2 separate regions of the Homo sapiens genome follow, and region 2 is linked to region 1. The links are chromatin contacts, found by Hi-C in ENCODE. All regions are on one chromosome and are shown on one strand. The core of a region is the stretch at or near the end of the contact, and the rest is flanking DNA. Distances in the headings are between cores, read along the strand shown.

Region 1 (4,096 bases), core at 1,022-3,521:
ATTTCCAGCAAAATTTACATTTTGCATTTAATATCTATTAACAACATTTTAATGTTTAAGCTCTTATCAATTATATATTAACTTTTGACTTCAGAATCTAATCCAGGAAAAGCTACAAAACACATAGACCTTTATGGCCACAATAAATAAATAATAATTTTAATGTCAAATTATTTTCATTTCAAATTTCAAAATAAATTATTTTATTATATACATTGGTGAATCAATAAAGAATTTTTGAAGAGCAAAAATATATTGGGATAACATATGGGGAAATTGTAATGGAAAAATGATTTCAAAGACTAAAAAATGATGCAGAATGCCTACCTCCTACAAAGGAGTTTGTGTATATCTTTAACATCCAATAAATCTTGAGAGATTGGTAAATGGATATTTATTATTTGAAATATGTACTTTTCAACATAGTTAATATATTGCAAATAAAAAGTGTATTATTAAAATGCATATGCCATTAACATTTATTGAGTATTTACTATGAACTTGGATCTTTGCTAAGAAGTTCCATAGACACTCCATTTCATTTTCACAAAAACATTGCATGACAGGGATGATGCCCAAACAACAGATGTGGAATTTGAGATTCACTGAGGTTAATTATTATGCCAAGGACCACCTAGCTAGTAAATCGCTAAGCTAGGAGTCTAACTTAGGTCTCCTAACAGTAACTTGAATGATGATACAGCTACCTGTTTTTCTATTTTTGCTTCAATAATAACAATTGTAACAATGCATCAGACATACTAAGAATCAATTTGTTTTTGGTTTCTTGTGATCTAGAAAGTAACATAGGCTATGCCATGATTCCTTCCTGCCTGCCTGCCTGCCTCCCTTCCTTCCTTCCTTCCTCCCTCCCTCCCTTCCTTCTTTCCTTCCTATATCCTTCTTTCCTTCCTATCATCTTTCCTTCCCTTCTTCATTCCCTCCCTGCCAAACTCAACAAGTGATTATTGATCGTATTGCTTGTCCAGCACTTTGCACTGCAATGGGCAGGGGGGGTCTGTGCCCTATCTTACCATATAATTTATAGCAAACTTTGTAGCAAGAAAAGCATCTGTTGTAGGAGTTCAGACAGGAAATAATTCTGCATGTTAGTACGTAAGCATTTAAGTTGAGTTGTAGAACTTGTTAAGATCACTTCTCAATATGACCAGTGCTTAGGACTTTATGAACGATGATCTCAAACTTATTAACCAATTGCCCTTTATCTATTCCTCACAACAAAGAGAGGGCAAAAATCAGCTTATGTGATGGAAGCATCATAGAAATGGGATATTAAAATGATATGAATTCCTTTAAAAGTATATAAGAGCAGTATGAGCTATGTTGAGTCAACACCCTTCCTCTACGTTCTCACTGTCACCTGGACGTGCCTCTCTTTGGCTTTAGTGTGCTTACTTTTTAATACTTCCATCTCCCTCTGTTAAATGATAAATTATTTAAGGAATCCTGAATTAACTTGGTACTTAGTGAAGCCTGGATAGTAGCAAATTCTAAATAATGTGTGTTTCATCAATGAATAATGAATAAAAGCACTACCTCTTGATCATACTATAGTAGTATGCAAAAATCAGGAAGGGAGAGGAGAAACCAATCGCTGGTAAAGTGACATTGTCTTAGCTTTGAAATCATTTCAGGAGTGAGAGGAGGTGGTGATGTTGTCCAGATTCCACAAGAAATGATAGACATAATTACCTACCTCACTACCAGAAACCAGGGCAGGGTGCCATGCAAAGAGATTTCCAGTCAAGGTGATAAAGACCAGTATAAGAGCACATACACAATCGGAAGGTTTGTTTCTCACTCACACAGCAGTCCAGAGGTAAGCAGGCCAGGTGTTGGGCTCAGAAAATGATACCCCAACGTTTGGTGCTTTGGCACGCTCAGCACGAAGAACTAAAGGAAATGAGAGCTTTCAAAGCTGCTTTGGAATCAAGGACTCTCTGACCCTCCCTAGTTTCTCCTACCAAGTGCAGGGAGGAGCTGTCCCTGAAATTTCCTTATCTGACTGAGGGAAATTCTTCCAAAAGAAACACGATTGCCTTCAATCTCCTGTCTGAAATCTTATTGACCAGGGAAGATTAATTTGTATTGCAGGAAAGGAAACTAAAAGTCGCCAGGCCCAGGACAACACGCCAGGACAGACTTTTCACTTCTTCTTTCAGCTACTTTTCTAAGGGCTGTTACCTGAGAAACTTGATCTGCGTAATAAGACAGCCTTTGCTCACCATTGTTTCTCTCCTTATCCTTCCATGGTATGTGTCACCACCTCCCCTCCCTCTCAGAGGCCCCCGTTTCTTTCTACTTAAGTTTCTGCCACCTGGTCCCCTCTTTGAACCTCATATTTTGTGTGACTCTCGTGTTTATGCACACAATACATTTGTATGCCTTTACCCCAGCTTTGTCTATTGTCAGTTCATTTCAGCAGACTCGATTATAGAATCTTCATTCAGATAGGGGAGGAAAATGTTTTGGGGCCCTACACAGTTGTGATATACAGTTGCACACTTCTGAAATTGTTCAGGGTATGCTACCCACAATATCCCACCTTGGCATTTAAAAAAAAAAAAAAACAGAAGCAGAAAGGTCTTTCCAGCCTTCTCTCACCATTCTCTCCTGAAGCAGGTTATAAAACCTATGAAAGTCACTCTCTGGCCTTTCTCTCTCTTCTTCCCTGAAGACTCTCACATGACAAGTGTCCTGCCCTGTACCCAGAGGGAAGGAATGCCACACAGAGACACCAAGAAGAATCTGAACAGACATTGCTAAGTTCCTCGCCCACCCCCGCCGTGTATTACCATTAGACTATACCCCTTTTCAAGCCCTCCACTCTGACTTCTGCACGTGTTCATAAAAAGTTTTCCTCTCTTACACAGATCTTTATACTAAAGCCTCCCATGTCACATAAAAGTTATATCAAGTAAATCTGAATGTTTTACTCTTGTCCATCTGCCTTTGGTTATGGGGGATCTCAGCTATGAAACTTGTGATGGGTAAGAAAAGGAATCTTTTCTCCCCTGTGGAACCTAGGCTTATTCTGTCGTATTGTTCTGTCATCTTTAATATGCAGCTCCCCATTTGGTGGTTTAAAATGACTAATGATGGGACTTCGGAAAACAATACCCAAAAAATACCCCAAAACAATATCTTAAAATGAAGCCCTCAGAAGCAGCCTCAAAAACCAAAGTTTTTCTCTGACATTCTCCTGCCCTCCAGTCTCTCAGTCCCATTCTCCCCAAAGGCTACCCATAAAACCTAGAATCCTTCTTCCCCAAGGCAGATCACTGAAACCAGAACCGCGTTTCCCCCCAAACCAGCCATAAAACCGAGTAATACTGGTGTAAGTTCTTCTATAACTTTCTGTGTAAAAACTACAAGGAAATGACCTAACTCACCTTATTTGGCTGTAGGTCATAAGACCCCCATTCTAGAGAGGGTCCTGGCCCACACCCAGAAGAAAGAAATGCATGCTCAGAGGGGCCAAGAAGAATCTGGACACACAGGCCTCGCTGGGCTTCCCAACTCAGTCTATTAGAATTGGATCACACCCTTTTTGTCCAGTGATATGTCTACACAGCTGTCCATAGTTTGTTGAATCTAAGCATAAAATAGACGATTTCCCCTGTATCTTTGGCTTTTCCTTCTAAAGACTCCTGTGTGTACATGTTAAATAAACTTGTATGTCATTCTGTGAGTTGATTTTTCAGTGAACCTTCAGCAGGCAAAGGGGAACTTTTCTCTTGGCTCTGACACTATTTTAGTTCCTTCCACCACATGCAAATTCCACTGAACAGAAAAAGGAGAGAAAAGGAGTATGTATATATATTCTTTTTCTCCATATATATATATATATATATATATATATATATATATAGACACACACACACACACACACACATATACATATTGATATGGAAAGGATTCAGGGAAGTGTTGGGTAGAGGAGGTTGTGGTTCCTGGTTAGGGCTCTGGCCAGGGCCTGTGCCCGTGGACTTAGGTGCCAACAGGCATTTCTGTTTTCCTGCCCAAATGTTGCATTTCCCAAGACCACCCTGGCCTGCCACACCCCCATCCTGTG
Region 2 (4,096 bases), core at 633-3,132, 36 kb before region 1:
TCTCTAGCATTCAGGCCTTTTTATTCACATTTGATTTTAATATAGTTATTTTTCCATTTATCTTATCTCTCTTTTAGAGTACATGTTCCTTGAGAACCTAAAAAAGGTCTTTCCCCACAATGAAATGTTTTTGATAGCAGAATGACTGTATCTATAAGACACAGCATAGGGCCAGGCACATAGTGAGTTTCAAATAATCAATTATTGAATGAGTTAATATTCCTAACTTATTCTCACTTAATAAATATTTATTAAGTTGGACATTGAGAGACGCTCACTGTTTAAAAATTCACTTTTATATATTCTACAGAGCATGCTGCACATGGTTAACGTTCAACATGTCTGTTGAATGTACAACATAAAGAGTTTTGAAAGATTGTAAGCTGGTAACCTGATTTCCTTCAAATTAAGATAAGGCTAAGCTCATCTTAAATTACCTTGATGGTTCTAATGCCACTTCTAACATACTTCTAACATTTCACTTGGTAAATTTTATTTTCGGAGTTAAAGATAGTATATGAGCCAATGTACTAAAAATGAATTATGACACTAGTTTGGCAGCTATAAGTAACTTCAGGGCTATGCCAAAAGTACTTTTTAACATGGCCTTTCTAGCCTGGAATGAGGAAAGGTCTGCTGCTGTGGCATATTGCTGGACTTTGGAGAGTATATAATCACTTCCACAGAACTTCTAGAACAAATGGCAAGTGTGCCACTAAGCTGGTTGATACTGAGTCTGGGTGCCAGTCATGGATTATATTAAAAGAAGCAATTATAATAGAACAGCCCTATTACAAAGAACAGCTCTTTGGCAATTATAATAGCAATTATAATAGAACAGCTCCATGGCAAAACCCCATCTCCACTAAAAATATAAAAATTAGCTGGGCATGGTTGAGCATGGCTGTAATCCCAGCTACTTGGGAGGCTGAGACAGAAGAATCGCTTGAACCCAGGAGGCGGAGGTTGCAGTGAGCTGAGATTGCACCACTGTACTCCAGCCTGGGTGACAGAGCAAGAATCCACCTCAAAAAAAATAATCAATAATAATAATAGTAGTAGTAGTAGTAGAACAGCTCAAGGCAGAACCACCTGGAGAGGAAATCCAGACTGCTTTTCAGGCCAAGGTACCAAGATGTCAAGTTTACTTTTATTTCAATGGGCATGCTCATAAAACAAAGCTAAAACCAAATTTTTTTTTAAAACCCAGGAGATAGTACAGTAAGCAGAGTATATTAGTTTAGGACTGATGTAACCAAGTACAACAAAGTGGGTGGCTTCAATTACAGAAATGTATTTTCTCACAGTTCTGGAGGCTAGACGTCCAAGATCAAGGTATTAGCGGGACTGAACTCCCTCTGATAGCATTAAAGAAGATTTTTCATGGAGTTCTCTTCCTGGGTGCGTGTCTCAGTGTTGACATTTCTCCATTTTAGAAGGACACAGTTATATTGGGATAAAGAGTTCATCCTACTCCAGTATGTCTTCATCTTAACTAATTACATCTGTAACAAACCTATTTCCAGATAAGGTGTTATTCTGAGATAGTGAAATTTGACTTCAACATCCAGGAAGTGGGGATTAGGGAGGCACACAATTCAACTCTTAACACACAGTAACTGCAGCAATAAAAGACAGGTGTCAACCAGACAAGATTTTTGGATGGGCTTGGTAATTCAAGGTTCTCTTATTTCATGCACCAACAGCCTCATGTATAGGTTGGCTGATCTGGTTTGAAAGCTGAAGGTAATTTTTAATGCAAGGTTCTGTGAGGGCACAGTCTCTCTTTACTCACTCCAGTGGCAGCCTGCTGAGCTGAACTAAGAAACCCAAGCCAACCATACCAAATTTGAAAATGCAGGCACAGGGCCATTGGCCAGAACAAGTTCTGTGCTTATCACCTGGACAATTTGACAGACATTAAAGAGCAGGATTTGATAAATGTCAAAGAGCAGCGGGCAAAAAGCCTGACGTCTTTTAGAAGAAAGACATCATTCAATTATTTGTCCTCACTCTGAAGCTGATTTTTTCAGGCTGCTTAACACTGTACAGTTTTAGCTCTTTGAAATAAAGCACTTAGGAAGAGATTGCATGTTGTTTCAAACTGAAAGAGACACTGTGCTGCTTTCCCACTCTTTCTTGAACTAATGTGGCTATTTTCCAACATTAATAAAAAGTTCTATTTCTGCAAAAATAACCTCAAACTGCATTCTCTCTCCTGAGTTTCAAGGATTTGATGACAAACTTGGCATACTAAATTTTGTAGATCCCAAAATTGATGTTGAACACAAAGGAAAGCCCAGTGCCCTTTCCTTGTATTCCATGGTAATACAAGAACATGATTATTTTTGGACTGAAGCCACTTAACGCAAGCACAGCTGTGAAGGTCTTGTCTCACTTCCAGAAGATAGTCTTTATATTCCAACGAGTATCCAAAAGTCAGAGAAACCAAGCTCAGACAGTATTATTAATATGAAATATTATGTCACACTTGGTTTTCAAAGATAGTAAATCCACCAACACCAGTAAAATTAAGTAAATATTTGAAGTCTGAAGTTAACATCTATAAAGGAGCCAGGAAAAATGAAAATTTCAAAATTTTGGTTTAAGAAATATCTTTTTAGTAATTTTGTCCCTGACCATTAAAGATAAACTATATGTTGACTACAGAGGTGCTATTTATTCAGTGATAAAACTTTCATTTAAATTGAAACTGTTAAGGATAAATATCCAGTCCTGTGAAAATGACTGAATGATGGAGCAACATGCATCTATAATGAGGTTTTAGATACACCCAATCTGATCGTGTTACTCTCCTACCTAATGTCCTGCCAATGCCCTGTTGAATGCAGGACAGTTTTCAGTCAGCCTTTAAGAACCCGGCCTTTGGTCTACTATTCAGCCTCCTCTCTATACTCATCTCCAAGTCACTAGCTCTCTTCTAGAACCACATTACACTCACACTCTTCCCTGTTTTGGTTCCCTTCTTTAGAAGCCTTGTCCATCTTCATTCCAGGGCTTGGTATCCCACGAAACAAGTCTCCAAAATGGGTTAAGATGCTTGTTTTAAGTGCCATGCTTTGGTTACCTGTTTTGCAGCTGTTATCATACATTTTGTAACTGGAGTTTACAAATCTATCTCCTTCACCAGCTGAATGGTCATTGACAGCAGGGACTAAAGCACTCATATGTATTGGACAATAGATGTTTACTAAATAATTATTCGAATGAATAAGTGAAAGCTACTGTAAGATTTTGATTGACCATATCACACGTATGAAATAATAATCAAATGTGGTTGCAAAACATAACTAAAATAATTAAATATTATTCATAGAAAAATTATGTTCAGTATATGAGGAAATAGCTGTGCTCCATTCTGTACTGAATTAGCGATTCTCCAGGGGGTTTTCCTCAGTTTTGGACACCATGCTTTTTAATGACTTTTTTTGTTTGTTTTTACAAACAGTGCTAAGTTTCTTTATGAAATCCTGAAAAAAATTATTTCAAATATTGAATTCCCTAGTATCCAGAAATAACATTTGTTGATTATTTTTGTTTCTATTTTCCAGTCTTCTTCTAAAATTTAATAAGTATCAACATTTCAAAGGAATCGTAACAGATGAGACTATATTAATATAATGTTTACATGATGGTAAAGAATTGAGAAACAATTACTAATACTAAAAATGGGAAAAGTGGCTTTTATTAGAGGCACAATGACTTTTTTTGTTGCAATACCTAAAAGATCACCATGCAGAAGAAGAATTAAGTTCAAATCCATATCTTTTTTAAAAGAAAACTAGTATCAAAGAGGTAAGGTTGTGGTAGCTATATTTCAGCTTCATATATAAATGATAGTATTTTTTAAAATTACAACTTTGTAAAAATCAAAGTAGCTTCCTTTTCAGGAAATACATTTCTTTTACCTAGAGATAATTAAACTGAAGCTGGTTTATTACTTGGTTGATAATATTAGAGAAGTGACACATACATCAAATTATTCCTGGAGATAAACTCCAAAATTCTCCCAAATATAATATTTAGTGATGATGTGACAATGAATTTTTTAGATTATTGAGAATAATTTCAAGTA

The links. A loop is a pair of places that touch in the nucleus more often than their neighbours do. Pooled maps may share reads with other maps.
Region 2: a loop to region 1 is called in a map of colonic mucosa, with 2.6 times the contacts of the local background. The contact joins two enhancer-like sites. A Hi-C loop is called at or near these places in 2 of 168 maps with a recorded cell type or tissue (colonic mucosa and tibial artery) and 1 of 50 pooled maps.

The regions. Positions count from the first base shown.
Region 1 is chr4:18,696,451-18,700,546 of GRCh38, reverse strand. All of the region lies in intron 2 of LOC105374510 (a long non-coding RNA gene), which reads right to left. Among named protein-coding and RNA genes, the nearest start is that of LCORL, 680 kb to the right of the region's middle. RefSeq lists an enhancer at 1,975-2,054. Within about 2 kb of position 2,271, at least 2 of the 41 ENCODE cell types and tissues checked have a DNase peak (open chromatin) inside an H3K27ac peak, as active enhancers do.
Region 2 is chr4:18,732,422-18,736,517 of GRCh38, reverse strand. The region is part of intron 2 of LOC105374510 (a long non-coding RNA gene); the gene reads right to left. Among named protein-coding and RNA genes, the nearest start is that of LCORL, 710 kb to the right of the region's middle. Within about 2 kb of position 1,882, at least 2 of the 41 ENCODE cell types and tissues checked have a DNase peak (open chromatin) inside an H3K27ac peak, as active enhancers do.